Regions from separate parts of the Homo sapiens genome. Here region 1 is linked to region 2. A link is a loop called in an ENCODE intact Hi-C map of the cell type or tissue named here. Cell type or tissue: chondrocyte. All regions are shown on one strand. Each heading gives the region's core, and the rest is flanking DNA. Links, peaks and the distances in the headings are about the cores only. Region 1 holds the start of PYGO1 (pygopus family PHD finger 1). Region 2 overlaps PYGO1 (pygopus family PHD finger 1).

Region 1 (10,436 bases), core at 2,437-10,436, 52 kb before region 2:
ATAGAAAATAAACATGTATTTAGGGCATGACAGCAAATATTTGGGAGGCACCATTTTATGACATAGTATATTCCAGAACCAAAGGTGCTTATTGATATGAGGTCCCTTACAGAGCTTTGCTAGGCTAAAGTACACACCATCATTGTGTCAATAATAAATTTATTGCCTCTCAACTCCAAATTTATCCTTCCTTGCCTGCTCTGCAAAAATGGAGCTGGACTCTAAATATTAATATTTTGCCTTTGCCAGCTGGCATGATGTTAAACTTTGTCAGTAGAAGGTGCTGGAGAGACATTATAAGAGTAAGGGGCTTTTGCTTTCCTTCCTGTTTCGGTTGTTCCTCTGAACGGGTTTCTGCAGCATTCATAGCCTCCTTCCAGGTCCTGCAGTGCTGGCAACATCAGTGCCAGGCTCTGCAATGCCGGCAGCACCCAGGGCATCTTCCTTTGGCACTCCCCTCAGAAGGTAGCACCACAGCAGCTTCTCTGGCATCCAGTGAGCCGCAGCTGTGCACTCACCGGTAAGGTCAGGATCTTAGCCTGGAGAGGAGGGGGACCTCTTCTTTAGGTGCTTTATCTTAGTTTTAAGGATAGTGCCTGCTCCTTATATCTGTTTTTCTCAAATACTTTAGCATTCTCTTTACTTCATACTGTCCCTCACTTCACTTCATACTAATCCCTTACTACTTCAATCCCTTGGTATAGTTAATAATCCTTTATATTAAACTTTCTCCATTCAAACTGTGTGCCCCTTGTGTCCTGATGGAATCCTGATTAATACAAACCATCTTCCAAAGTTTGCTGTTGTTATTGCCCTCAACTTTGAGCTTTTGATAGCACTATATTTGTCAACGAAAGGCTCCTGGATATGATTGGCCGATGGCTAGAGTTTGCTAAACTGGCTGCAGCTTCAATTACAACATGAAAGGATTCAAACCAATTTGCAAAACTTCCAAACATCTAGATTGGATTTGATTTTTATTTCCATTCAATGTAATACAAATCTGTGATTGCAAATGTTTTAAAATAGAACTTACAGAAATATTTTCCTTTTTTTTTTTAAAGTGTACATGTTAATCGAAACCAACTTAGATTAGAGGCTGAGTGCTTAAACATTGCATCACGCAACCATCCACAATAAAAACATGCAAAATTTGAGATGAAAAATATTAAAAGCAGACTATAAAATCAATACTTTAAAATATAAGAAAACCAAAAAGTTCAGTAGATGCCAGGCCAAGGATGACTGATGATAGAAATGAGTACTTCTTTCCGCAGCATGTGATACTGTTTCTTCCTTTTCTTTATTGCCCTAACAGTCCTGTTTTCTTTGTCATTCTTTCATGATTTCCTTTACAGCCTCCTCTATCTTTGTTAACCTTTTAAACTGTCATCATTTCCTTGCATTCTGTTCTTGGCTCTTATTTTTCTTTGGTCCTTGATGAGTTTATCCATTCTTAGGTAATGTCTCCTTCATGTGTATCTGCAGCCTAGGCCTGTCATCTGAGCTCCAGAGTCCTTTATATAGCCCATGTTCTAGCCCAGGGGTCAGCAAACTACCATGTGTGGGCCAAATCCAGTTCATTGCCTGTTTTTTTTTTTTTTTTTTTTGAGTCTTGCTCTGTCGCCTAGGCTGGAGTGCAGTGGCGCGTTCTTGGCTCACTGCAAGCTCCGCCTACAGGATTCACGCTGTCCTCCTGCCTCAGCCTCCTGAGTAGCTGGGACTACAGGTGCCCGCCACCACGCCCGGCTAATTTTTTGTATTTTTAAGAGAGACATCGCAGACTCAGGTGTCCGAAACTAAGCTCATCATCATCCCACTTCACCAACTATTACCACCATCAAATGTCTCCCTGTATTCTGTGTCACCTAAAACAAGTCTGGGAGCAAATTCCTGATTTGTCCTTCACCTTCCCCATCTAAACAATTACCACGTTGTCAGTTGTTACCACCATTCCTTATGCTTCCTCTCCACTACCCCACTTCAATGTAGAAGGCCCTCATCCATCTCTTACCTCATTTTCTCTATAATTTCCTTTTTTAATTTTTTTAACTTTTAAGTTCAGGGGTACATGTGCAGTTTTGTTATTTAGGTAAACCTGTGTCATGGGGGTTTGTTGTACAGATTATTTCATCAGCCAGGTATTAAGCCTAGTACCCAACAGTTATTATTTCTGATCCTCTCCCTCCTCCCACCCTCCACCACCTGGTAGGCCCCAGTGTCTCTTATTCCCCTCTATGTATCTATGTGTTCTCATCATTTAGCTCCCACTCATAAATGAGAACATGTGGTGTCTGGTTTTCTGTTCCTGTGTTAGTTTGCTAAGGATAATGGCCTACACTCCATCTATGTTCCTGCAAAGGACATGGTCTTGTTCTTTTTATGGCTGCGTAGTATTCCATGGTGTATATGTACCACATTTTCTTTATCTGGTCTATCATTGATGGGCATTTAGGTTGATTCCATGTCTTTGCTATTGTGAACAGTGCTGCAATGAACATATGTGTGCATGTGTCTGTATGACAGAATGATTTATTTTCCTTTGGGTATATACCCAGTAAAGAGATTGCTGGGTCAAATGGTAGTTCTGGGGTTGCAGAGAAAAAGGAATGCTTATACACCGCTGGTGGGAGTATAAATTTGACTTTTTAATAATAGCTGTTCTGACTGGTGTGAGACGGTATCTCATTGTGGTTTTGATTTTCATTTCTCTAGTGATCAGTGATGTTGAGCTTTTTTTCATATGCTTGTTGGCTACATTATAATTTCTAATTGGTATGATTTGAATGTATCTGCTCCAAAATTCAGGTGTTGACAATATGATAGTGTTAGGAGGTGTTGGTTTTTTTTTTCTTTTTGAGACAGAGTCTTGCTCTGTCGCCCAGGCTGGAGTGCAGTTGCGCAATCTCGGCTCACTGCAAGCTCTGCCTCCCGGGTTCACGCCATTCTCCTGCCTCAGCCTCCTGAGTAGCTGGGACTAGAGGCACCTGCCACCACGCCTGGCTAATTTTTTGTATTTTTAGTAGAGACGGGGTTTCACCATGGTAGCCAGGATGGTCTCGATCTCCTGACCTCGTGATTTGCCTGCCTCGGCCTCCCAAAGTGCTGGGATTACATGCGTGAGCCACCGCGCCTGGCCAGGATGTGTTGCTTTTAAGAGGTGGTTAGACCATGCGGATTCCTCCCTCATGAATGGGATTAGGTGCCCTTCTAAAGGGGCTTCATAAAGGGAATGTGCTCTTTTTTGCCCTTCTAGCTTCTGCCTTGTAAGGACACAGTGTTCCTTCCTTCCGGAGGACATAGTGTTCAAAGCACCATCTTGGAAGCAGAGAGCAGCTCTCACCAGATGCCAGCACCTTAATCTTAAGAGTTCTTACCCTCCAGAACTGTGAGGAATACATTTCTGTTCTTTAAAAATTACCCAGTCTGTGGTGCTCTGTTATAGCAGCACAAATAGACTAAGATACTAATGTTCTGTGCCTCTCTAATCCATCTTTCACCTAGTAGCCAGAATGATCTTTCTAAAATTCAGACCTAAACATGTCACTCACCTGCTTAAACTCATCAATGTTTCTCCATTGCTTTCAGGATAAAATCAAACATTCTTGGTGTGGCATGCAATGCCCTTCAGAGGTCTGGCCTCTTGTCTACTTCCTCAAAATCAGCTCCTGCCACTTCTCAAAAGGTACCTTATGCTCCAGCCAGTCCTAACTACTTACAGTCTCCAAAAGATTCATACGTTTTCACCCTTCTTGTCCTTTGGAAACTCTGTTCCCTCTGATTACAAGACTCCATTTGCCCTTGCAATCCATTTTATTTTCTACATGTTCTCACCTCAACCATTTTATGGTAAAATACATATAACATAAAATTTACCATTTTAGCCATCAAATACAATTTAGTGGCATTAATTACATTCACATTGTTGTGTAACTATTACCACTATCCATCTCCAGAAAATTTTCAATATCCCAAACTGAAATACTGTACTCATTAAACAGTAACTCCTCATTACCTAACCTTTATCCTCAACCCCTGGTAACAACTCCTACATGTTCTTTTTTTTTTTTTTTTTTTTTTGAGACAGAGTCTCTCTCTGTCGTCCAGGCTGGAATGCAGTGGCACAATCTTGGCTCACTGCAACCTCTGCCTCCTGGGTTCAAGCAATTCTCTGCCTCAGCCTCCCGAGTAGCTAGGATTACAGGCACCCACCACCATGCCTGGCTTTTTGGTGTGTTTTTAGTAGAGACGGGGTTTCACCGTCTTGGCCAGGCTGGTCTTGAACTCCTGACCTCGTGATTCACTCACCTCGGCCTCCCAAAGTGCTGGGATTACAGGCATGAGGTACTGTGCCCGGCCTCCTATATGTTCTTTTTAAGGCTCTCCTAAAAACATCATCAGCTACCTGCCTCCCAAGCTGAGTGGAGGGTTTCTGTCCTCTGCTGACACGGAAGTCTATTGCAGTGCTTGGCATTTTGCATTGTTCATGTTACCTTAAACCTCTACTTCCTGCCCTAAACTGTGAACTTCTTAAGGACAGGAACCATTGTCTCAATCTCTGTATACAATCTTTGGGTGACAATGTTTTATACCAAATGGCTGATAAATGCAAGTCATCAAATCTGCTCATTGCTTTTGAATCACCTAGAGAGCCTTTAAAAACAGACGTCTAGGGATTCTGACTCTAGTAAATCTGGGGAGGGACTTAGGAATCTGAAATTTTGGAATGCTCTCCAGGTAATTCTGATTATGTGCAAGGAAGCCATCAAGATTTGGAAGTAAAATCGATTTAAAAGACTATGCCCAAGTAAGATGGTCTTTTTATTCTTGATGAATCATTAAAAAGAAGCCAATTCATTTCTCTTGATTTTCATGCTATTTCTGAGTCTCTAGCTTTAGGGAATTACAATAAAGAACTCAAAATCTCTTAGCAATGATTTTTCTGAACCATTCTCCTTCCACTAAGAGTTATAAAATGAAAATATGTCATTTCCATATTTTTCTGGAGGGGGGACAGGGTCTTGCTTGCTCTGTTAACCAGGATGAAGTGTAGTGGTGTAATCATCGCTCACTGCAACCTTGAACTCCTGGGCTTAAGGGATCTTCTTGCCTCAGTTTCCTGAGTAGTTGGGACTATAGGCCGGTGCCACCACGCCTGGCTAATTTTTAAAAATTATTTTGTAGAGAAGGGTCTAGCTTTGTTACCCAGGCTGGTCTCAAATTCCTGGGCTAAAGTGATCCTCCCGCCTCAACCTCCCAAAGTGTTGGGATTTACAGGCGTGAGCCACCACAGCTGGCCTTCATTTCTTTGTTGACTTACCAAAGTGCTTTCAAATTTTCCTCCAACCACCCTATAACATAGATTATTAGATTCAATCTGCTTTATTTTTAATTTTTTTTTTTTTTTTTTTTTGAGACAGAGTCTCACTCTGTCACCCAGACTGGAGTGCAGTGGCGCGATCTCGGCTCACTGCAAGCTCCGCCTCTCGGGTTCACGCCATTCTCCTGCCTCAGCCTCCCGAGTAGCTGGGACTGCAGGCGCCCGCCACCACACCCGGCTAATTTTTTTTTTGTATTTTTAGTAGAGACGGGGTTTCACCGTGTTAGCCAGGATGGTCTTGATCTCCTGACTTCATGATCCGCCTGCCTCGGCCTCCCAAAGTGCCGGGATTACAGGCGTGAGCCACCGCGCCCGGCCCCCAATCTGCTTTATTATATTACCATTTGCTTCGGCTTTATTACACTTACCAAAGCCCTGCCACCCCAGTCGTCCCAGGGCCACTTCAAATCTCTTTATTCATACATCAATGAATATTTTCCCGAACACTTACTATGTGTTACTCAGTATTAGGTACCAGAGGATACAGCAGTGAGCCAGTCAAAATTCCTGCCTGCATGGCGCTTACATTCTAGTTAGGAGGAACCTTCTCCTCAGAGTGCTTCCTGTAAGAATATTTTCCTTAGCCTGTCCTAGTCTGACTCTTCTAATCAGGAATTCCATAATTCCAGACCACCCTTATTAGATAAAGGGTAACATTTGCCTCCGGCCACGCTATGTCTTAACGACGATCAGCCGCTGTGGCGATTGTCTGGTATGCAGCTGTTGAGGCTGTACATTGGCTTCATGTTAACATCTGTTCTCTGTGACACTGTGCAGCTGAATGAGTTGGGTGTCTGTCTCCGGAAGGACGAGACTCCTGTCTGTAGCTAGTTCTGTGTCCTCCCACGCTTCATGAGTGCTTTTCGGTGATTCTTACATCAAAATAAGCCCAGTGGATAACCAGAAAACCTAGCAAAACAAAAACAAAAACAAAAAACAAAAAACAAAAACCAGGGAAAACAATTTCGTAGAAGTGCGTTAAACAATGTCGGAGCTAGAAGAGACCTTCGAGATGTAGCCCCACTGCCTTTTATAGACAAGAAAACTGAGACCCAGAGAGGTTACCTAAGTCGCCTCCGGTCACACAGCCCAACTGAAGAATGTGGACCGGTGATCACATCTAATTTACAATCACACTGGGGGTGTTCCTCCTAAAATTTAACGTCTAAATGAGATCCAGCCGCGTCACCGCTTCTACCCACGCTCCCCCCTCCCCCGCCCACCGTCCTTTCTGGTATTTATTCTACGTCGCTCTTTCTTGAAGAGTCAAGTCGTTAAAATACCAAGTGGAGGCATTCTACAGACAGGTGTCCACACCACGGCCACGCGGACACGGAGTCGGGGAATCTGGATCCCCACATGCCCGCCGAGAACTCTCCAGCTCCCGCTTACAAAGTTTCCTCGCATGGTACGTTCATCTTTCCGATCCCTAGCTGCGAGGCCGAGACGCCTGCTGCTGTGGCCTCCGACGAAGTTCGGAGATGCCCTTTCCTTGCGAAAGCTGGGCCCGGTAGCGTCGGCCGCGGGGTCGGGCGTTCTCGGGCCTGGCGGTCGGCGAGGGAGCGCCGGGCGCGGGGCGGGGCGGCCCCTAGGCGCGCGCTGCCCACCCGGGCTGCAAGAGCCGCGGGCCCGCGAGCCCCGGCTTGGAGCAAGAGGCGCGCGCGGGCCGTGGGGGCTGGGCCGAGGCGGAGCGCGAGGCGGCGGCGGTGGCGGGAGGCGCCGCGGGACGAGGCAGCGGCCCCCGCCCCCCGAAGCCCGTCCCCGCGCGGGGCTGGGGAGCTCAGGGCGGGGAAGCCGCGGGGCCGCGCCACGTCCCTCGCCCGCCCCAGAGCGGGTTTTACAGGCGGCTCCAGTCTGGGGGCTTTTGTGTCTGCGACTCGGGAGCGGCGAGAGAGCAGACCTCCTCCTCAGAGGGCGCTGTGAGTGTGCCGCCAGGGCCGGGCCGCGAGCCTCCTGCTTCCCCTGTCAGCGGCTCCTGAGGCGGCGGCGAAGAAGAAGGAGTGGGAGGAGGCGGCGGCGGCGGCGGCGCACTCGCCCTCAGCACATGCCGGCCCCGGGTGGGGGGCCGCCCCCAGGCCGCGCTCCCGGCCACCGCCGCTGAGCCCCGCCGGTGCCCGCACGCCGCCCCGCCGCCCCGCCGCCCCGAGGCCTCGTCCTCCTCCCAAACTTTGCAAAGTCGGCCCGCGTCCCCACCGCCCTCGGCCGTGCCTCGGCTCCGAGGCTTGCCTCGCAGCCGCAGCGGCCCCGCGAGGAGGAGGAGCCGCCGCCGCAGCATCAAAGAGACCGAATTCCCGCGGCCTGGGGGGGAGTCATGCTTTGCGGTCTGTAATGTCAGCAGAACAGGAGAAGGATCCCATTTCGCTGAAGAGAGTTCGAGGTAACCGAGAAGGGTGCCGGATTGGGGGAACCGGGGTGAGTGAGGTGCGCGGGGCCCCGTGCCCGGCCGCCGGGAGGCCATGGGGCTCTGTCCGGGCCTAAGTCCGCGCAGCCCGCGTCCCGCCGGCACCCCGGGGCCGAGGCTGCGATCCGAGCGCGCGGCCCGGGCGCCCGCTGGCCCCCGAGACATCCGCGCGGATCCCTCGCCTCCCGACTTTGTGTTCGGAGGCAGTTGGAGCCGCAAGCAGCATCCTTTCTTACCCCCTCCTCACCCACCTCTCCTCGTTCTCAAGACAGCACAATAGGCACCTCAAAGGGTGAAAAACAGACACCCCCTGGCAGAGACCTCGAACGGTGCCCACCCCCTCAAAAAAAGTAAGTTGGAGTACACAAGAGTTGATGCTGTTGAAGAAGGGCTCCTGGGCTTTCACGTCTCTCCTGGCCCCCTTCTCGCCCCCCCACCCCGGCAAAGGCAACAAATATTCAGTTTATTTTCCGTAGGTTTAAGAGGAGAAGCTACAAATTCAGAAGGCATTTTCTCTGTTGGTTTATGGATAAGATATTATCTAAAATCAGTGTTATGCATGGTTGATTTTCTTCTTTCTTGCGCACTGGTTAGGAATTTTCCTTTCGTGTTACTATCATCTAAGAAAAATCAGAGGGAACCATGTGTCAAACAAAAGATACTGCATATAAGTTCACAAAAGTCAAATGCCACCCGGAAATTGGGGGATGCCTTTTAGCTCTTAATAAGGTTAAGACTGAAAGTTCTAGAGTTGGAGTAGTACTCACTGTTCATTAAGCAAATATTTATTGAACATCTACTATGTGCTAGACACTGTTCTTGTTACTGGGATACAGCAGTGAACAAAGCAGATAGACAATCTTCATCCAGTAGGAGTTCACCCTCTTGTGGGATAAACAAATGATAAACAGTAGATACAGAATGTCAAATCGTAGGTGGTATGGTGGACAACAAAACAGGAATAGAGGAGAGGAAATATGTGTGGGGATGGGAAGTATGGATTGTATGTAAGGTGATCATGAAAGGGCTCACCTGGTAGATAATGTTTGAGCAAAGACCTAAAGGAAATGATAGAGCCAGGGCCATATGAATTCACGTGGGAAGAGCAGTCTCTGAAAAGCAACAGCAAATGCAAAGCCCCTGTGTCTGGAATATGCCCAGTGTGTGCAATCAACAGCAAAGAAGCTATTGTAACTGCAGCAAAGTGAGCAAGGAAAGAGTCCTGTGACAGGGGCTAAGGAGTAGGATCAAGAATTATTTGATTCTTGAAAAGTGAGCAAAGGTGATAGATATCATTAAGAGTACATTTTTAAATTATAGCATTTTAATAGTAAAATTACAGTCGTTCAGTAGTCTTAATGCTGCCGGCTATAGGATGATTGTGTATTAGAGGGCCTGGTGTGCCATTTAAAAGACTTTGGCTTTTACTCTGAGAAAAGGTCTGCAGAGTTTTGAGCATAAGAGTGAGTGATCTGACATTTTAAACAGGGCATCTTAAGCTGCTGTGCGGAGAATAGACTGTAGAGAAAAGGCTGAAGCAGGGGAGACTAGTAGGGAGGTGATTGCAATAGTCATCCAAACAGGGTAAACAGGGTAAAATGCTTTATAAATCAGTAAGTAGGAAGGTAAATTTCCGGCTGACTTAAGTGATGTAGAGATGAAGGACCACAGTCATTCATTTTTGTTTTTGTTCAATGTGACTAGAAATTAAACATGTATAGAACTAGCTTGTGACACACAATCCAAAAGACATCCACTCAAGAGTATTTTGGTAGAAAATGATTTTCTTAGCCATTTAAGAGAAAACATAATTTAGAGAATATTGTTTTTAAAGGCTTAATATCAGCACAACCTTTAATTTGGTGAAATATTTTAATTGTCTTTTTCTGTTTGTGGTTGTGAGTTGCCAAAGCCTTTAAGGAATAGACCTTCCTGAGATACAATTATTCCCCTGATATTTGTGCTGTATAATTTTGCCTACTATTATAAATTGTTTTGGGGTTAAAGGAAAAGAAAGAGCTATCAAGTTTATACCTTTGAACTGAATTATCAGTCCTAATCAAATTTAATTCTAAATAAAATGGATGAGTGTTTTATTGTGGGTCAAGAACACAGATATATCTTCATTTTGTTCCAACTGCTGTTAAGTTCTATGGCGTAGCTATTGGGGTTGGCTCCGGTGTCAGCTCAAGAATATTCTGAGAGTTAAGTACCAGAATAAAAGACAAAACACTTTTTAAAATAAAAAGTCAGTATTTTTATGTTATGGGGAGAATTTTCTTAATGTCATTTTGTAATAATTAGAACATTCATTAAAAAATTTTTTGGAATATTTTATGATTAGCTCTTCTGAAGCACCATTCTGCTGAACTTCATTGCCCTGGAGCTTTTTGTTATTTAATGTAATTTATATCATCAGACTGCATGCAGGATGTGGTGTTTGCAGGGCATAAACTCTGGAGCAGTGCTTTTCAAACTGTTTCCCATCTGCTGATGTGATAGAGACAGACCTTTTTAATGGTTGTGTATTTATTTTATATGTATTAAAAGAGTCACCAAATACCTTGCTTAGGATAAGGCTAAGATACATATGTGTATAAATACACACATATAGCAATTTAAATGAATTATTAACACACATATAGCAATTACATG
Region 2 (10,689 bases), core at 1,764-9,763:
CACTGCAACGTCTGCCTTCCTGGTTCAAGTGATTCTCCTGCCTCAGCCTCCTGAGTAGCTGGGATTACAGTCGCCCACCATCACACCTGGCTAATTTTTGTATTTTTAGTAGAGACGGGTTCACCATGTTGGCCAGGCTGGTGTCAAACTCCTGACCTCAAGTGATCTGCCCGCCTCAGCCTCCCAAAGTGCTGGGATTACAGGTGTAAGCCACCACGCCTGGCCAGACAGAAAATTTTAAAAAGCATCAGTTCCTTTCTCAGAACTTGACTTGCTCATGCACTAGAGAATTTGTGGTCCACATGCTTCTAGGTGTTACTCGATTCACTAATACTGAAACAGCTCAGCTTGTGAAAGATAAATTGTTCTTCAGACAGAGTGCTTAGAATTAGATTTGTGATCAGTGTTTTCCTTTTGTGTGAAATACTTTAGAGTACTGCTATAATTGTTATTCAAATTAGAAGGTTATATACATAAAACTAAAGATTTTCTTGTACTAGTGCTTATTCTTCATAAACACAGTGTAAAGAAATCTACTTTTTTGGTGGTTTGTTTTAGACTCCCAACTCTGCCTAGTGGCAGAAAAACCTCTTAATAGTGTGGGTCATCATAAAATCTGCCAACTTTAATCCAAATAAGTATCAAGAGTCTTCATTCAATATTCTTTCAAACTTGTTTGTCTCGAACAAATTAGAGTTTTAGCACTTATTGTTCAATGTACTATAGTAATTGTATTTAATAGTAAGAAAATATATAAGCAATGATTTTTTAAAAGGGAGTTCTCAAGAGTTTTGGATTTCTTTCTGCCGTGTATAGAGGTTTCTTATGCATGGACATTTGTGCTGTTTTATATCTTTTTCAATTAAAAAAAAATTTAAAGGCATCAGGCTCCCTAAGTTCATTTGTAAATAGTGGCTTGGAACTCTACACAATAGGGAAGCTCCTAAAGGCTCATTTAGACCATAATCTAGTTAATAGTATCATGCTGAACTCTCAGTTTTCTTTAGGAAACCAATCAATCAGTGTAGGAGGGAGAAAGAAGCAGAGGTCTTGTCTTTTTCCTGATGTGATTAGGAGGTTAAGTTCTTTGGTGTGGGTTTCTTTGCATTTGCCCCCTTACCATGCTAAACTCTGGTGAAATGTATAAGCAGCCTTGGCTTTTCCTCTCCTGGGTGCTCTGTGCTTCAACATTTTATATCTTTCCTCCCATCAGAAATCCTGTGTCTTTGTGTGGCAGTAGTAGTTGGCTAGACTTTAAGAGAAAAGCATTTTCTACTAAGGTATGAATGAAGATAGTGGGAAAAGTGTCATTAAATTTCTTTTTTAAAAAAGTATGTTTATTAAGAATGAATCTTTAATATCTAACATTTCAGACAATATGACCGCATTTCAGATACCATGGGAAGCAGTACATTTAGTGAATTAGCTGGTACTGTCTGAGGGTACTTCCAGTTTCCTTTAGGCTGTTGTGACTTTTCACAGCTTCCTCTCCTCTAATTCTGAACTTAGAGATTTTCTTCTCATTTCTAATTTTTAGTAGCTTATTGTTCCATCCAGTAGAGCATTATAAAAGTCACATCTGCATCTTCCAACTTATGGTACAGTGATGGGAATTTGGAAGCACCCCTGGAGCAAAGAGGCTAGGGATAGCATTAACATCTCCCAAGACAAGTGGTATAGGGGAAATGAAGGAAAGACTGTGGCCATGTATATGCCAGGCGTTAATACATCAGAGCTGCCTGTATTTAATTTAAAACTTTTGATGAAACTCAGTGGATAAGCATCTTTGTCATATTTTGTCAATAATACATTACTTGCAATTATATTAAAACTTATTCTAAATACCTGTACCTTTCTTGTTCTGTAGATGTGTAGATGATGTTGCTTGTTTGTCAAAATATTATCTTTTATAAAAGAAAGTCCTGCTTCTTATCATGATGTATGTGACTTAAATGATTGTTTCATATTAAAACTATTTCTTCCTTATGTACTGTTTACATATACCTCTTTTTGGGATATTAGTTCAGTACTTTTATACAAATCTGAGTGTGTTCCACATTGGTGACATGTATTTTTGCAGTAACTTTTTGTTTTGTTCTTAGAACATGTCTAAAGTAACACATGCACTAGTGCTGTGGTCTGTGGCAAAATTACTGTAATTCAAATTGGAAAAAAAAATGTTTCCAGACTTTGTCCAACATTTATTCCTATGGCAAAGGAAATTACTATGTAATACTAATTATTTCTTATGCTGGTATGTTTTAAGCTACTCTATGAAGTATGTGAAACATCAATATTTATGGATTAATAGATGGCCTGATGTCTTTCAAATGGGAGAGGAGTAAATTTTAGTGTTACCAACTCATGACACTTGTAATACAATAAATCTTAAAATTTTTATTTTCCACTTACAGGTATACTTTACTAAATAATTACCTTAAATGGCAGTGCATATTAGGATTTTTTAGCACATACTACTAAAATTATATAGTAACTTTTAACTTGTGCTGATATTTCCCAACCAAAAAAGACATCATTCACTTCATCATAACCAAAATAAGTAGTACTGTAATATTTATCTTCATTTATTTAGACATGATTAAGATACCGTAAGACTCCTCTAATTTACCTGGAATTTTTAGCCATTGATTCAAGGACTTGAATGCTGTTTACTTGGTACTACCTAATGAAAGGATTTGGTAATAAAGGTTATAATCACGATTTTAAAGAAAAATGTTTCATCTTGAAGGCAAATTTTTAAGCTTTTTATTTAGAGGTGTTTACTTAAGAATAGTAATTTAAAAGCATTCTTATTTTGTCATTAAGACAAGTACCCAAAAGAATTGTAATAAGTAATACTTGGCCAATGCAAATTTGTACATTTGAAATCATACACTTGAAAGAAAAAAATGAAGGCTTGTGAGTGCTTAAACTGCATATCTTTTTAAAAATTCAAATTTTAGACATATCAGTTTAAATTATCCTTAATAAGGTTTTACTATGTCAGTGATGTATATTACAAAATGTCTACCTATGTTATGTTAATGATATCTCTATACTGCATCATATTCGGCATGGTTATGGTATATTTTGTACTTTTGATTGTGGACTATTGATAGGATTGATATAGCAATAAATCTGATTCAGACTTAATATTTTTTAAAACGCTAGATACCATACTGTATCATAATCCTATTATATTTGACTTGAATGCCCAAAATTTTCATAGTTCTATATTTTATGTTAAAAATTTAGTATTACATGTTAGGGATTTATTTTTGTCTGCTATTTTCACATACATTCTTTTAGAACTGAGTCTGTTTCTATTTAGATCATAGACGTCTAAAGAAGTATTATTAATTCATGAACTGCTTTGTGGAAAAATTTAAATAAAGTATGAAATGACTAGATTACCCCAAATTGTTTATTTTTTTTTTTGGTTAATGACCAGGTTACAATTCTCAGACAAATGAAATTGGCTTGATAACTGATTGAATATAGTAGATAATGGAAAGTTTGACTCTTTAAGGGCTTCCAAGTGTTAAATACATTCTCAATTCTGAATTACTTCATAGTAACTACTTAAATAATGGTAAGCCAATTCTCCTTTTTCTTTTTGAGATATTTAACACAATTTGCGTCTTCTGATCCCATTCCCTTCTTCCCCAAAAACCATGCTAGAATTTAAAATTGGAAGAGTTTAATTTGTCATCTACATTTTAGTTTTTTTATTCTATAGATAAGTAAGAAGACAAGTAGACGTTCTGCTGTCAAGACAGTCCATGTTATTGTTGGCCATTCTTTTCAGGGATAATGCTTAATGTTATTTGTGCGTTGTATAAGGAATGTTGTTTATCAGTATATAGACCTACCATTAGTAGAAATGATGTATGGCAGGCTTTCTTGAATAATATGTATTGTAAGTTTGTTTCCTATAGTGTTATTATGGTTCAGATTCTTTTAAATAAAGCTAGTTTTTAAAGAGAAAAATAACTTTTTAAAGCGTTTGACTTTCATCAGGACAAGTAGGTGTGAGAATCTTGGCTTTGGGTGGGAGATGTCCAGTATAACATCAAGCAGGGAATAGCCTACAATTTATCAGTGTAATTTTATACTAAGGAGAGAACCAGTATTTTTAGTCAGGCCTTGCTGTATACATATTTTTTCTGTGAAGTCTATTCAGAAAACTGAGTCCTGGATTTCCTTAAGAAATTGTGAGCATGACATATTTACTTTGATTTTAACAGTTTGTGACTTCAGTTCTGTTAGTAAAAATTATTTGGAGAAGAGTTTTACAACTTCAGCAGCTTAATGACCCCTGGGGCAGAGACACCACTGTAGCAAATATTAAGAACAAACTTGTGGCTGGGTGCAGTGACTCACGCCTGTAATTCCAGCTACTCGGGAGGCTGCGGCACGGGAATCACTTGAATCCAGGAAGCAGAGGTTGCAGTGACAGTGAGCTGAGATTGTGCCGCTGCACTCCAGCCTGGGCGACGGAGCGAGACTCACGAGACTCTGTCTCAAAAAAAAAAAAAAAAAAGAAAAGAAAAAAAGAACAAACTTTCTTGAATGATAAGACCTCTAGTTTCCTTGAAACAATCATCAGTTGCCTTGAGTCTGTTACATAAAAAGAGGCTGAATAAAATAATGTGTCAACTGATGAAAGCTTGACATTATAGGTAAGAAGTGATAAGATGAAATCTCAAGATAAAATTTGAATGCGTGACATTTCAAATTTAATAGGAAAAAATAAAAATATGTGTATCTCGCTGAAGGAGAGAGAAGATATATATAGAGAGAATTCTTATCAAATAACATTGATGCTCTAAGTTACTCCCTCTGTTTTAAACATATAGCAGTGATAAATATGAAAAGATAAAATTGAACTCAAAACCATGCTAAATCCAAGGACAAGTAATATTGTACAGAAAGAAAGCATGAGCCATGGTGAAGCAGTAGCCTGCCTGACTCTGAGTTCTCAAGCAGAAACTTGCAGTAGGAAATTCTAATCTGACAAGGTAATGAGGTCTAAACATCTTAAAACATGAGATGCAATAACAGTGCTAAAAGGGAAATATATAGCTTTAGATTATTTTTAAGTCCAAAGTATGATGAGCTAAGTTGATCTCAAGAGACTAAGAAAACAACAACAACAAAAAACTTGAAAGTAGAAGGAAGGAAATAATAAGAAATAAAATAGGAAAACACTAGAAGGAATAAGAAGACCATAAATAGGTTATTTAAACAATAAAGATGAGGCCCAGAGCGGTGGCTCATGCCTGTAATTCCACACTTTGGGAGGCCAAGGTGGGAGGATCACTTAAGCCCAGGAGTTCAAGATCAACCTGGGCAACATAAGGAGACTCTGTCTACAAAAAATTTTTTTAATTAGCTAAGTGTGGTGGTGCACACCTGTGGTCTCAGCTGCTCAGGAGGCTGAGGTGGGAGTATTGCTTGAGCCCAGGAGTTGAGGCTATAGTGGGCCTTGATATGCCGCTGCACTTCAGTCTGAGCAAGAGAACAAGACCTTGTCTAAAAAAAAAAAAAAAACTGAGCCTCTGACAAGACTGATTTTTTTTTTTTTTTTTTTTTTTTTTTTTTTTGAGATGGAAACTTGTTCTATCACCCAGGCTAGAGTGCAGTGGCACGATCTTGGCTCGCTGCAATCTCCACCTCCCAGGGTCAAGCAATTCTCGTGCCTCAGCCTCCTGAGTAGCCGGGATTACAGGCGCATGCCACCATACCTAGCTAATTTTTGTATTTTTAGTAAAGACGGGGTTTCACCATGTTGGCTAGGCTGGTCTTGAACTCCTGACCTCAAGTGATCCGCCTGCCTCAGCCTCCCAAAGTGCTGAGATTACAGGCATGAGCCACTGTGCCCGGCCAAAACTGATTTTTTTTTTTTTTTTAATGGTAGGCAGAAATATCAGGAATGAAAATGGAGGCAAGCATAGCACTGCTTTAAGCCGGTGCTGAGCTGGGATTTCTCTCCGCTGCTGTACCACTTGTGAAAGGAAGCTAAAAACTGAAACCTACCTTCAACTGATACCTGGGGCTCTAATTTATAGGAAGATGCAGGGCTAAGGGGGTAGAAATACGCAGTTTTTAAAATGTACAGAGTTGGTAACTGGTTTACAATATGAAGAAAGAATTGAAGCAGTGAATTAGCATGTAACACCTCGCTGAATTGGGGTCCCTAAGACACAAGTTGGAGGCAACCCAAAATTGCTAGAAAGAAAAGGATGAACCCAGAGGAAAGAAAGATAAATGAAGGGAACAAAAAAGACACTGCGAATCAAAATTTCTGAACACATGAGATCTGAAGACAGGAAAACCAGCAAATCAATACCTTTTGAAATTTCAGTCCACTCAAGATGAAAATAATGGAATAAACTGAAACTTTAAATAAGTTTGCTTAGGACTTTGAAAAGTAAGCTAAACAATAAAATAGAAATGATGAAACCCAAATAAGTAGACATTAATCCATTCAATATTTTACTGTCTTAATATGTTCAGGCGCTCTTCTGGATGCTAGAACTATAGCAGTAAATCAAACAGACAAAAATCACTATTCATGAGGTTTTTATTCTAATGATACAGACAGTAAAAGGGTAAGTGCAATTAAGAAATGAAGGGGCTAGGTGCAGTGGCTCACACCTGTAATAGGAAAATAATAGGAAAATAATAGGAAAAAGAAAAATACTAATCAAAGAAATATAGCAGGCCGGGTGCGGTGGCTCACGCCTGTAATCCCAGCACTTTGGGAGGCCAAGGTGGACGGATCACCTGAGGTCAAGGGTTTGAGAGCAGCCTGACCAACATAGTGAAACCCCGTCTCTACTAAAAATACAAAAATTAGCCGGGGGTGGTGGCATGCACCTGTAATCCTAACTACTCGGGAGGCTGAGGCAGGAGAATCGCTTGAACCTGGGATGCGGAGGTTGCAGTGAGCCGAGATCTTGCTACTGCACTCCAGCCTGGGCAACAGAGCAAGACTCCATCTCAAAAAAAAAAAAAAAAAAGATAGAAAAAAGTATACCAGAAAAATACTAATCAAAGAAATATAGCAGGCTGGGCACCTTGTTCACATGAGCCAGCAGCAGCAGCAGTAGTGGCATAGTGGCAGCATGGTGGGGGCACACCCATCCGCTGCAGCAGGATGTAGCAGGTGCTGGGGTGCCTGCCTTTGTGCAGGCATTCACCACAGTGGCGAAGGAGTACAGCTTCCAGGGGCCCCTGCTGGTGACTATGTGTGCGGTTGGCTGGTGGTAGTGTTAGAATGGGGTGCAGGCAGGCGCAATCTGTATGTGTTCTCTGTGCACCACAGGCAGGGGTGGTCACTCAAGTCGGGGGAGGTTCCGCTGGTCTCTGTGCCTAGTTTCATTCCCATGGCAGTGTTGGTGCAAGGGCATGCCAGCAAAGCAATGTGGGGGGTTGCTGTGGGCCAGGCAAAACAGCGTGTAGGGAGGGAGTGGGTGGCCTGGTGTGTGGCTGTGGGGGCTGTCCTGCTGTAGTTCTCTTGATGGTCAGGCATGGTCCACCAGCACAGAAACTATGATGTGAGCCCCCAGGACACCCAAGGCTGTTTGACAGGCAGGCTCAATCAGGCCTGGGCCCCAGGAGGGGCCAGCAGACCAACGGATGCTCATGTCAGACCGGCCTGTCTGATGGGCAAGACCACGTAACAGAGTTCAGGTCCAACACTTCCTCTAGGGCTAAAGTCTCCTATGGGAGCATGTTGAGCCTAGAGAGATGGGTTATCCTGGCCATGCTTCGCTACAGATGCTCCCACACCAAACCCTCTGGGCTCCTCTTCAGCAGACGTGCTGCCCCTACCAGTTCTCTGAGCAGCTATCCCTGCCAACTCAAGGGTCCTTGGTGGTCAGGGGGTCTCCTGCCAGGATTCCAGAGGCACGCAGTGAGAGTGGGTTGCTCCTTACCAGTTCAACTTACCTGTTCCCTCAGAGTTTCTGAGGGCCAGGAATGAGTCCTGGTGCATAGTAGCCCCATGCAGGGCTCCCAGCTTCCTCCTGCTTCAGCCTAGCTTCTGTGTCTTCCCTTTGTTCATTCTGGTGCCTTCCCTCTGAAGATCTGTTAGGAGTATAACAGTCATCTCAGTCCCTCAGTGGCAGCTGTTCCATCTGGTTGCATCTAGTTGGCCACCTTGCCCCCATTTTCACCCAAGAAAACATTTTATAAATATTTTTAAAACCCCACCAAAATGATAAAATAATCATGGACATGTATGATTGCAAAAGAGCCTCAACATATATAAAGCAGAAGATACAATCACAGAGAATTATAGGGAGAAATAAGCAGCAATTGCTTAAGATTTTAAAACAAATTTCTTTCAGAAAATGATAGTCCAAGCATCAAATTTTTTAAAATTATTTTTAATATATATTTTTGTCCACTTAGGCTGCTATAACAGAATACTATTGACTAGGTAGTATGCAGACTATGTTGTCTGACCAAAAGATAATGAAAAAAAACTATGTATGTTTAGAAAATGAAAGTAAACTCTTGACCTCATGTTCCGCCTGCCTCGGATTGAGACCATCCTGGCAAACATGGTGAAACCCCGTCTCTACTAAAAATATAAAAGTTAGCCAGGTGTGGTGGCAGGCACCTGTAGTCCCAGCTACTCGGGAGGCTGAGGCAGGAGAATCACTTGAATCTAGGAGGCAGACGTTGCAGTGAGCCAAGATCATGCCACTGTACTCCAGCCTGGTGACAGAGCGAGATTCCATCAAAAAAAAAAAAAAAAAAAAAAAAGGTAAACTCTTTAGTACTTAATTCATCAGAAGGAAAGTTATGTAACATTTATACCTTAAAGACAACTTAAATACTACACATCAAAACCACAGGGGTAGGTTTAGGATATAGAAAACTGCAAAGAACCTCATTTCCACTCTAACCATGAGAAAAAGCTGGATAATCCACAAAACCATGACTTTTTCTAAAACCATCATAGAGCTAATTTTAAAGGCAATCAAGTAATCTGAATAGCAAAGAGAAACAAGATTCTCCAAGGAGAGAAAGCACATTAACGATTTCACATTTAGCAAAGTGGAAGAGAAAGGTGGCCATCATATCAATGGGAAAGAAGAAATCAACTAAATTGTTTTAAAGGCCATATATGGGTTAGTGTGTCAGTTTGTCATAGGTGGGGGCCTCAGACACCAAGTGAGTTTGCACTCCCTTGTAGGCCTTCACTGGATGCTCAAGAAAATGACTGGGGGCAGGAGAGAAGACTGAAGAAATCCCCCTCACCCACCACCCACAGCAGTGGTTCAAATGTTCATGTGATTAGTAGATTCTTGGCGACAGGCATAAAGTGCAATTTTCTAACCCCTTCTCTCCTACAAATCAAAAGTCTTAAAACATTGGGGAGGATCATCAAACTCTTTTGTCCCTGGACACAGGCAAAGAATTATTGTTTTTAGGGGAGGGCCAGAAGAAAAGCTTGTTTGCTTCTTGGTAACAGATAGGAAACTATCCCAATACCAGAACAAAGGCAAAGATCCATTGCTGCTGGAATGGTAAGGGAGGAAGGGTAAAGGAAAAAACTCTTTGCCACTGTAGGAAGGACAGGGAATTTCTTGGGCAAAGGAGGCTTCATTGATATCAAGCAGATTATGAGAGGAAGTCCTGGAAGGGGGTAGGAAACTGTGTCCCTAGACCAATCACAAAGATAAGGCAGAGCTGGTGGCCATGAGAGGAAGGAAAAGAATAATGAGGAAGTCCCACTACTGAGACACAGGTCCTGTGCCTCTCCCCTAAGCACAAGACCTTAGTAGCACACCTGTAGAGGAATCTGAAGTTTGTGTTGCACTAAAGACAGCTCTACCAACAACAAAACCCAAACCCAGCTCAGCCAAGGCAAACAAAAGCTGAGAATTTGTTGCAAGCAGACCTGTGCTACCAGAAAGATTAAAGGATGTTCTTCACGTCGTATGTTCTCATAAGTGGGAGCTAAGCTATGAGGATGTGAAGCCATAATAATGACACATGGACTTTGGGGACTCGGGGAAAGGGTGGTAAGGGGGTCAAGGATAAAAGACTACAAATTGGGTTCAGTGTATGCTGCTCGGGTGATGGGCGCACCAAAATCTCGCAAATCACCACTGAAGAACTTACTCATGTAACCAAATACCACCTGTTCCCCAAAAACCTATGGAAATAAAACACACACACACACACGAAAAGAAATAAATAATTCTTCTTTTGAGAAGTCTGAAAAAAAGGATGTTCTTCAGGCAGAAGGATTATATTGCAGAGAAACTTGTATCCACACCAAAAAATGAATAGTGTTGGAAGTAGTAAAAATGAAGGTAAATATAAAAGATATTTCTTCTTGTTTGTAATTGCTTTGACCCACATATTATATATATATGTCTATATATAGAGAGAGAGACTGTCTATATATATATAGTCTATTGATTTCTGAAAACATTGCCAAGATAATTCAATGGAGAAAGGGTACACTTTTTAAACACATGATACGAGACAATTGGACAACCATATGTGAAAAAATGAGCCTGGACCTATACTTGGTATCATATAAAAATTTAACTCAAAATGAAACACAGATCTACATTTAAGACCTAAAACCATAACATTTCTAGAAGAAAATCAAAAAGCTTTGTGTGTTAGGTTAGAAAACTATTTCTTAGTTAAGACTCA

Evidence for each region. Peaks named below come from ENCODE experiments on the same cell type or tissue, not always from the same donor. Only the 100,000 strongest peaks of a DNase experiment are listed, where the experiment ranks them.
Region 1: it touches region 2 in a loop (2.0-fold over the local background); 10 of 110 quality-filtered maps call a loop at or near these places.

The regions. Positions count from the first base shown.
Region 1 is chr15:55,585,156-55,595,591 of GRCh38, reverse strand. It overlaps PYGO1 (pygopus family PHD finger 1), which reads left to right and starts at 7,247. Exons shown (of 3, transcript NM_001367806.1): 1 at 7,247-7,757. The coding sequence starts at 7,709. LOC124903497 (a long non-coding RNA gene) reads right to left here and starts at 7,042. Exons shown (of 2, transcript XR_007064647.1): 1 at 6,773-7,042; 2 at 3,795-6,289. RefSeq lists silencers at 7,226-7,345, 7,426-7,475. In chondrocyte, for the core only: a CTCF peak has its summit at 7,260; DNase peaks (open chromatin) are centred at 6,812, 7,321 and 7,637.
Region 2 is chr15:55,532,185-55,542,873 of GRCh38, reverse strand. It overlaps PYGO1 (pygopus family PHD finger 1), which reads left to right. Exons shown (of 3, transcript NM_001367806.1): 3 at 1-3,990. Among named protein-coding and RNA genes, the nearest start is that of DNAAF4, 29 kb to the right of the region's middle. In chondrocyte, for the core only: no CTCF peak of the experiment used is centred there; no DNase peak of the experiment used is centred there.